Regions from separate parts of the Homo sapiens genome. Here region 2 is linked to region 1. Evidence: chromatin loops called from intact Hi-C (ENCODE). Cell type or tissue: Caco-2. All regions are shown on one strand. Each heading gives the region's core, and the rest is flanking DNA. Links, peaks and the distances in the headings are about the cores only.

Region 1 (5,436 bases), core at 741-4,740:
ATATTTCTTGTGTAGTGTAATTAATTTTATTATTCATGTAGAGGGTGACTTTTTTCAGTGGTCCGCCAAAGGATTAATAATGCAGCAGTGAATCATCAAACATGTCCTGAACACCCATCGCAGGCAAGGATGCTCACTGAGCACATCCTCTTATTTTGTTATGTGACTCTCCCCAGCATGGGCACCAGCCCCAGCTGACAGCGTCTCTGGGTTCCCAGCATTGGGCATTGCTCATTCCTGGCATCAGGTGCATCCTGTGATGCAGCTTGCACACAGTAGCACATGTCTGTGCTGCTTCTCCTGTGGCTCAGTGACTCTCCCCAGAGGAGAACCACTTCAGATAGGAGGCAACAGGCCCCGAGACACCCCTGCCCAAGCTGTATTCCAGAATTCCTGTGTCTCAGGACTACCTGGATCCCAGGTTGCCTGCCAACCCAGGCCTACCCACCACACCCCATCACTTCCCTCTGGCGTCCCTCTTGTTCGCTCTGTGTAAAACTCAATTTGCCTCTTGATGGATATGAATAATTAGAACCCTCCAGCATGAATAATTCTAGGCAAATTAATTTTCATGCCAATCAGGGAAAATTAATTGGCTTCATGATGTTTCATATTTTCCAGGAGGGGCTCCCCAGCTGCTGCCCCCACCTCTTCTCAGCCTTGGGCTCTTCTTCCCCAGCACTTTGGAGAATATTGCTTGTTAGTTTTATTGTTTGTTTGTTTGTTTGTTTTTTAATGGTTTCTGCAGGCAACAATGTTAAATTCCTTGCAGCTAAATGACCTATTTAACAAGCATGATAAAAACATCCCTTAGAACCATTCCTGGCTAAGTAAGATCCAGCTGGTCCTTTATAGCCCAATTTCTTTTTTAACCTTTTTATTTGCTATTGTGGAATATAAACACATATAGGGAAGTGTATGAAAGATCTAAATACACAACCTAATGAATTATTATAAAGGAAACAGATGTCTTCTCCTGTTCTGTGGCTTATCCTTGCTCACTCTTAGTGATCTTTTTTGATGAAACAAATTCTGAATCTTAATATAGGCAAACATATCAATCTTTTCCTCTATGCTCTGGTTAAAAATATGTTTGAAAATAAAGTATTTACCTTGCACTTTATGAGAAGTGCATAAATATGTTTGAAAATAAAGTGTTTACCTTGCACTTTATGAGAATGTAGTTCATTCTCATTTTTTTCCAAAACAGAAAAGTACACACACACACACACACACACACACACACTTACAAGAGTTTAAAAGTAGTTGCAGCTATCATGACATGTTGCTCTTAATCATTTCATATGAGTGATAACAATATGAGTGATAACAATACCATTGTCACACCTAAGAAAATGAACAAATGTCTAATATTGTCAAACATCCAGTACTTACCCACATTTCCCTAATTATTCCCAAAATGTATTTGATATATGTAGGAGGATTAGTTTGCCTCCTCTTAAATTTCATATGAATGGAATTTACTGTGTATGTTATTTTGTGTTTGTTTTTGCTCATCATTATAACTGAGCAATTTATCCATATTATTGCATGCGTGTAGTTCATTTTTGTTCATTGCTATGTTATTCCATTGTATGAATATGCCATAAATTATATATCCCATCTACCGTTTCTTTCTTTTTTCTTTTTTTTTGAGATAGAGATTTGCTCTGTTGCCCAGGCTGGAGTGCAATTGTTCCTGGATCAAACTGAGGGTCAGGCTGCTATTTCTTGTGGCCCAATAACAAGGTGCAGATAAACTGGGGAGGAAGAGAATTTATATTTCTGCAACCAGTTACAGGGAGAAGACTTGGAAATTATCGCCAGACCAACTCAAAATTATAGTTTTCCAGAGCTTATATATACCTTTTAAGTTATATGTCTATGTGTAAGTGTGCATTCACCTAAAGACATAAGTGATTAACTTCTTTTAATCCACAACTAAGGTCTGAGTCCTGAAGACCTTCCTCTGGAGCCTCAGTAAATTTACTTAATCTCAATGGGTCCAGGTGCTGGGGTGATTACCCTTATCTTGTCTCCTGCTAAATCACAGAGGTTTGGGGAGTTCCTTCAGACCCTCAATAAACTTGTTTGTGGAGGCCTGGGGAGTTTCTTCAGACCCACAGTAAAACTTGTTTAATCCTAAATGGGTTCTATTAAGAATTCCTCTATTATTTTGTTATGCTTTAGGGCCCAGGAAAGGCCTAGGCAAACTCTTGATGGGCTTTTGTTACATCACAGCCTTTGTGTAAGAGCACTGGCTTTATTTATTTATTATACTTTAAGTTGTAGGATACATGTGTAGAACGTGCACGTTTATTACATAGGTATACATGTGCCACGGCGGTTTGCTGCACCCATCAACCTGTCATCTAGGTTTTAAGCTCCGCATGTATTAGGTATTTGTCCTAATGCTATCCCTCCCCTTGGCTCCCTCCCCGCGACAGGCCCCAGTGTGTGATGTTCCCCTCCCTGTGTCCACGTGTTCCCGCTGTTCAACTCCCACTTATGAGTGAGAACATGCCATGTTTGGTTTTCTGTTCCTGGAGCACTGGCTTTTAATATTTAACTTAACCACTCAGTACTGAAACAGTTATTATGGAGGCCTGCGTTAGTGACACCTGGCCTGCCACACAGTGGCGTGATCTTGGCTCACTGCAACCTCTGCCTCCCGGGTTCAAGCAATTCTTGTGCCTCAGAGTAGCTGGGATTACAGACATGCACCACCAAGCCCGGCTAATATTTTTTTGCATTTTTAGTAGAGGTGGGGTTTCGCCATGTTGGTCAGGCTGGTCTTGGACTCCTGACCTCAAGTGATCTGCCTACTTGAGGTCCTCGGCCTCCCAAATTGCTGAAATTACAGGCGTGAGCCACTGCACCTGGCCCCATCTACTGTTGATGGTGTAATCATTCACTCTGCAGTTAAACTGAACTTGGGTCCACTTGCCTGGTGCAGCAAGCCAAACATTGACACTGAGATTTGCAGTGAGAGAAAGAAAGGTATTTACTTTAGGGTGACAAGCAAAGAGAGTTGGGTAGCTAACGCTTAAGACCTGAGCTTCCAGAAGGCTTACATGTAAGGGTTTTTAAAGGCAGGGAGAGAGAGGTTACAGGCAAAGTCATAAGTCAACACATGGAGGCCATACATTTGTTTGGCCCCAAAAGGCAAGCTATCTTGAAGCGGAGGCTTGCAGGTCATAGGTGGATTCAGAGATTCTTTAATTTGCAATTGGTTAAGGAAGTGAGGCTTTATCTAAAACTTGAGGTCAGCAGAAAGAAATGTTAAAGTTTGGTCTATGAGAATGATTCTTTCCAGGCTCCTCTGGAAGAAATTTAGAACAAAGACTGGTGGTCATGTTAGAGCAGGCAGATAGCCAGACATGAACAGGAGAGGAGAGCTCCTGAAAAAAGGGAGGTCTGGAAAATCTCACCCCTCAGGGACCACCTGAAACAGGCATGATAGATACAAGTAGAGAGGAGGGGGAATACCTATACAGGAAGGCATGCCCATTAAGATGCCCACTAATCATTCACTCTGCAGTTAATGTGTCCGAATGTAGCTAGATGCATGCTGATAAGGGGAAGAGGGCAGAGAAGGAAATTCCTAAGAGATAACATAGATACAGTAAGTATAGATCTGAGTACTATACAGCCTTCCTGGGGTGGCAGTAATGAGCGATGCAGCCGTCAAATAGGATTCGTACCCAACACTGGGACACATGCATGTGCACCAACTAATAGTAAGGGAGGGTCCCACAAGCCTGGGGTGAGAACTAGGCAGGCAAAGGATGGAGACTTAAGGCAGAAGTAGGAAAACTAGGCAAAGAAAAACAGCAGAGACTTAAGACAGAGGCAGGAACTTCAGAAAAGACTCCAACATCATAAAAACCCAGTGCAGAACTCTCAAGCTGCTGCTGGCTCACTCCCTTTAGCAGCCCACTCTGCCTGATCTTTGCAGTGTACTTCCCCTTAAATAACTGTCTGCTCTCTAGTGTCCTTCAGTAAATCAGTCACTTGGCAGAGTGCTTCCTCCGAGTGAGACAAAGAACTGAGGATTCCTGCACTTCCTGGTAACAGTTGGAGTTCAGTCCCCCATTCCCACTTGCCTGACAGTGGTTGGCATTTTCCATCTGGTGGGGGTCTGGGTTTCTGAAAAAGCAACTCAGAGACACATGTCAAGATGTTATCTTTAGTTTCTATAGGGAACCAAACACCTTGTAACTCTAGCTCACTTGAGTAGATACCGTTTAAGCTGTGATTACCTGCTTGCTTCTCAGGTTGTTCATTCACTTCTCAAGCCTAGATAGGTACCTGGAATTTCCCTGGAAGGGACTGAAGAGTTTTTTGTTATTTCCATGCTTTGGGGGCCTGGAAGGCCCCTAAGAGGGGTTTCTGCTCTGTCCCAGTGGATAATTGGCTTGTCTCCCATTTATGAATAAAATCTCTATGAAGGGCCTTTTTTTTTTTTTCTTGAGACAGAGTCTCACTATGTCGCCCAGGTTGGAGTGAAGTGGCGTGATCTCGGCTCACTGCAGACTCTGCCTCCCGGGTTCAAGCAATTCTCCTGCCTCAGCCTCCAGAGTAGCTGGGATTACAGGCACCCACCACTATGCTTGGCTAATTTTTGAATTTTTAGTAGAGATAAGGTTTCACCGTGTTGGCCGTGCTGGTCTCAAACTCCTGACCTCAGGTGATCTGCCCGCCTTGGCCTCCCAAAGTGCTGGGATTACAGGCGTGAGCCACCACGCCCGGCCTGAAGGGTCCTTTACATTACCATTAGCGAACAAACTCTGAAGTGGAATTGCTGGGTCATAAGGTATACGTGCTTATCTTCATTGAAATTCCTGCCAGCAGTATATAAGAGTTTCAGTTACACCATGTGTTTGCTAAAATTTGGTATTGTCAGTTCCTTTAATTTCACCTTGACTGGGGGTATGGCGGTATGTTGTGACGATTTTAATTTTCATTTTTCTTAGGAATAATGATGTTGGCCACCTTTTCATGTACTCATTGGCCATCTAGATATCCTTTTTTATGAAGCATAAGTCTTTTGCTATTTTTTTTCCCATGGGATTGACTGTTTTTAAAATTAATCAGTTTGTAGGAGTTCTTTATATATTCTGGGTACAAGTCTCATGCTAGATTTATGTACTGCGAATGTCTTCTAGTCTGTGGCTTGTCTCTGAAGGAGATAAAAATATGACACTCTGGTATAGTGACTATTTTGAGTTAAAGGCACTTGAAAACAGGAGGTGCAAGCTCACTCTGACCTTCCTTCTGTCTCTGAAGAGCAGGAGATAAAGTTCCCCTGTGAAAGGCGTTCTGCCAACACCAGAAGGACAGCATCATTCTTATCTTTGGGGACAGGAAGTTGAGACTGAGGGAAATCTGCAGAAACAAACCTTGCTAGACTAACCCTCATCCTCTCAGCCAGTT
Region 2 (4,585 bases), core at 1-4,000, 120 kb before region 1:
CCTGGAGGAGGTGACAACTGCGCGTGTCTGTAAAGGTGAGGCAGGTTGCCAAGTTGCCTGGTGAGGAAATCGGGGAGGAGAGTTGGGGAAGTCAGATATGTATGCCCATGTCTTTAGGAAGGATACATGCAAAGCCCCGTAGGGTGTTGGGGGGCTGTCTGGGCAAGGCTGAGGTGGCCATGTTGGCTCTGGAGTTGGGGAGCCCCTCTCCATCCAGGTATTTATTTGTGGTCACAGGGACTCTCATGGGATACAACAGCAGCTGGGCCCATGATCAGATTTCAGATATGTACAATGAACTGGGGTAGGAGATGGTGCAGGAGGAAAAAAGAAAAGCAGAAATTCATCATGACTGAAGGAGGACCCTGCTATAAGGGACAGTGGCTTTGGGGAGAGCTCCATTTGCTCCCACTCCCACCAGCGTTGGGTGTTGTCGCCTTTTAAATATAACCATTTTTGTGAGTGTATGGCGTTAACTCATTGTGGTTTCAATTTGTATTTCCCTAAAGACTCATGAAGACTCATTTTCTCCCATGCTTACTGCCATTTGTATATCTGCTGTAGTGAAGGGTCTTTTCAAATCATTTGCCTTAAAAAAAAAAGATTGCTTTCCTTATTGAGTTATGACAATTCTTAATTTGTTCTTGGATACAAGTCCTTCATTAGATATCTGTACCATGAAAAGTTTTATCTGAGTGGATTACCTCTTCATTTTCTTAGTGGTGTCTTTGGAAGAGCAGGCTTTAAAAATTTTGAAGTCTCGGCCGGGCGCGGTGGCTCACGCATGTAATCCCAGCACTTTGAGAGGGCGAGGCGGGCGGATCACGAGGTCAGGAGATCGAGACCATCCTGGCTAACACAGTGAAACCCCGTCTCTACTAAAAAACCCCATCTCTACTAAAAATACAAAAAATTAGCTGGGCGTGGTGGCGGGCGCCTGTAGTCCCAGCTACTCGGGAGGCTGAGGCAGGAAAATGGCGTGAACCTGGGAGGCGGAGCTTGCAGTGAGCCAAGATCGCGCCACTGCACTCCAGCCTGGGTGACAGAGCGAGACTCCGTCTCAAAAAAAAAAAAAAGAAAAAGAAAAAAAAATTTGAAGTCTCATTTATCAATTTTTAACGGTAGCTTAATATTCAAAATACAATTGACCTTTGGTCAGTGCGGCGATTGGGGGCACTGACCCCTCACACAGCCGAAAATCTGTGCATGACTTTTGGCCCCCACAAAACTTAACTATTAATAGCCTACTGTTCATCAGAAGCCTTGCTGATAACATAAACAGTTGATTAATACACATTCTGTATATGTATTATATACTGTATTCTTACACTAGAGTCAGCTAGAGGAAAGAGAATGTTATAAGAAAATTGTAAGGAACAGAACATATACTTACTATTCATTCAGTGGACATGGATCATCATAAAGGTCTTCACACTGAGTAGGCTGAGGAGGAAGAGGAAGAGGAAGAGGAGAGGTTTGTCTCGCTGTCTCAGGAGTGGTAGAGGCGGAAGGAAATTCACGTATATGTGGATCCATGCAGGTCAAACTCATGTTGTTCAAAGATCAACTGTATGGATAAACCAAATTTTAAAATAAGCAAATTTAACAATCCACGCCTGGACATTTAGATTGTGTCCAACTTTTCACTATTTCACTCATTGTGAGGACATGACTGCGCTAGTGACTATATTCTAAGGACAGAATCTCAGATGCATATGTTTGTCAGGTTTTGGTTAAACACCTGAAATTGCCCTCCTAAAGTGCACCTAGTAACTTGTAAATGAAGCCCAGTTTCAAGGAACCGGTCAGTCACCTTAGTAGCTTCATAGCTTGTGGGCGTGTTGATAAACAAACGAGACTTTAGAAATGCTTAAACACGGAGATGGGCCATCTTATCTCAGCACTCTGTTTAGAAAGCCATTTTTAAATAGATAATTAGGGTAAATTTCCAGTGAGTATTTCCAAAGTCTGGAATCTTCTACAGGAACTAAGCAGTGATTTATTAAAGAAGGAGTGCTGGGCAAAGGGCTGTTTGCTTTTCTGCACCTTTATTTGACCACCTGGAGAGCCAACAGAGGTCTGCCCCCTGTGTCTCACCAGCAATGCGGGCACATACTAGATTAACTAAGGGACTAACAGCCGCTATGTCATAATAGCAACTATGCTTTACCAAGCTCAATCAGCCCTACCAGGGACTGCCTGGTACCCCTAATCCTCATCGGCAGCCTTTCCTGGTGAGTATGAAGGCCCCACTTAAAGGAAGCAGGCAGTGACTGGCCCAGGGCCACAGTACTCATACCGATGGAGCCAGGGCCTTTGGCCTAAAGCCTGTGTGTCGTCGTCAGCATCTCAGTCTACTACTTTTTAGCCACAGCATAGACCACGCAGGGGTCAAGGTTTAAAGACATGCAGGACAAACACAAGCAAGCTGATTTTTTCCTTTTTTCTTTTTTTTTTTTCTGAGATGGAGTCTTGCTCTGTCTCCCAGGCTGGAATGTAGTGGTGCGATCTCAGCTCACTACAACCTCTGCCTTCGGGGTTTAAGCGATTCTCCTGCCTCAGCCACCCAAGTAGCTAGGATTACAGGTGCACACCACCACACCCAGCTAATTTTTGTATTTTTAGTAGAGACCAGGTTTCACCATGTTGGCCAGGCTGGTCTTGAACTCCTGATGTCAGGTGATCCACCCTCCTCAGCCTCCCAGAATGCTGGGGATTACAGGTGTAAGCCACCGTGCCTGGCTAAGCTGATCATCTTGAAAAAGGTTTTGCTTTTGGAGACTTCACTTGCTGGTGGCAAAAGGAAGTAACTCATTCCTGGAGGCCTTGCTAATATCCTGGAATTAGTTGGGGGATCCACTCACTGGCTCACTCCACAGGTCTCTCCTACACGGTCTGCTGAAATTGGATCTAAACATCTGGGCCCCTTAGAAGCCCAGGGACAGGGCCTTCCAGATGGTTCTGTGGGGAGTTGTCTTTTTGTCTCTGCAAGGATCGCCTCAAGGAAAGCTGGACAGGCTGGGGAGTCTGCACAAGCCTCAGTGTTTGGTGCCAACCCCAGCACAGTGTACAATGTCCTTAGCCTCTTTGCCAACCTTCATTCTGAACTCCTACCCCTTCAACCACCTACTCATACGTCCATTTGCCCAGGACAGTTCTGGCTTACACCTGCTACCTAGGTGTAATTATTTTTTTCCCCTTTCACTCAAAATTGTCCTAGTTTGGACACTCCATATTAATACTGATGGGTCAGGTGCAGGCACTCAGGAGAGACTAGCTTGATGATACCTATAGCATAACAAATGCATTAGAGTTGGCTCTCTGAAGGTCTTTATTAAGATAATGGTATATTGGCTGGGTGCGGCGGCTCACGCCTATAATCCCAGTACTCTGGGAGGCCAAGGCGAGCAGATCATCTGTGGTCGGGAGTTTGAGAACAACCTGGTCAACATGGTGAAACCCCATCTTTACTTAAAATACAAAAATTAGCCAGGCATGGCGGTGGGAGCCTGTAATCCCAGCTGCTTGGGAGGCTGAGGTGGGAGAATCAGTTGAACTTGGGAGGCAGAGGTTGCAGTGAGCTGGGTTAGCACCACTGCACTGCAGCCTGGGTGACAGAGTAAGACTCCATCTCAAAAAAACCAAACCAAACCAAACAACAACAACAAAAAGATAATGGTATATTAGTCATAACACTTCTTGCAAGTGGCCTCAAATTGGCTTTAGCAAGAAAAAAATGTATTGGTTCCTATGGCTGATAGTACGTGGTGGGAGTGGCCAGGATTTGGGCATCACTGGGACCAGGTTCTTAAGAAATGTCATTAATTCCATTTCTCTCTGTCCCTGTTTCTCCGTCTCTTCACTCGTCTTGACCTCAACTTCTAGGCAGGTCTTTCATGTAGTGGGCAAGCTGGCATCTGGTAGCTCTAGACTCACATCCTCCCAACTCTGCTAGTCTAGAAGAAAAGGGAACTTATGGGTCCTACAAGTATAGAGCATCCTAGGAAAGCTCTTCTTGGGCTTTTCCCAAGAGAGCCCAAACTTCATGTGCTCATCCTCAAGCCTGGGCTATGTGCACATCACAGTGTAAGAGACAGGGCTCATCAAAGCACACCCACCGAAGAAGGAGCTCCAAAGGAAAGCAGGACAATGGGCAGGGCACACCACAGTTATAGCATCTGCTACCCACTATAGATAGCCACCATCTACAGAGTCACTTCTGATATTCCAGGGGCTGTAAATATAGTGTTCACTATTTCCACAATAACCTAGAGGTTAATTTACCCCCACATTATAGATGAGGCTTGAACAGCTTGAATAACATATCCAAGGATGGAAAAGTGGTAAATGGAGTAGCTGATTACTTTTCTTTTCTTTTTTTCTTTTTTTTGCGAGACAGGGTCTGGCTCTGACACCCATGCTGGAGTGCAGTGGTGCAATCTTGGCTCACTGCAGCTTCTTGGGCTCAAGTAATCCTCACATCTCAGCCTCCCAAATAGCTGGGACTACAGGAGCACACCACCACGCTCAGCTAATTTTTTAAATTTTTTGGTAGAGACAGGATTTCACCATGTTGCCCAGACTG

Evidence for each region. Peaks named below come from ENCODE experiments on the same cell type or tissue, not always from the same donor. Only the 100,000 strongest peaks of a DNase experiment are listed, where the experiment ranks them.
Region 2: it touches region 1 in a loop (8-fold over the local background); 1 of 110 quality-filtered maps calls a loop at or near these places.

What each region holds. Positions count from the first base shown.
Region 1 is chr2:126,994,414-126,999,849 of GRCh38, reverse strand. No RefSeq gene overlaps it. Among named protein-coding and RNA genes, the nearest start is that of TEX51, 98 kb to the right of the region's middle. In Caco-2, for the core only: no CTCF peak of the experiment used is centred there; DNase peaks (open chromatin) are centred at 2,549, 2,879 and 3,678.
Region 2 is chr2:127,113,245-127,117,829 of GRCh38, reverse strand. LOC105373605 (a long non-coding RNA gene) reads right to left here. Exons shown (of 4, transcript XR_923311.4): 2 at 1,394-1,567. Among named protein-coding and RNA genes, the nearest start is that of BIN1, 8.4 kb to the right of the region's middle. In Caco-2, for the core only: no CTCF peak of the experiment used is centred there; a DNase peak (open chromatin) is centred at 2,149; H3K4me3 peaks cover 1,734 bases.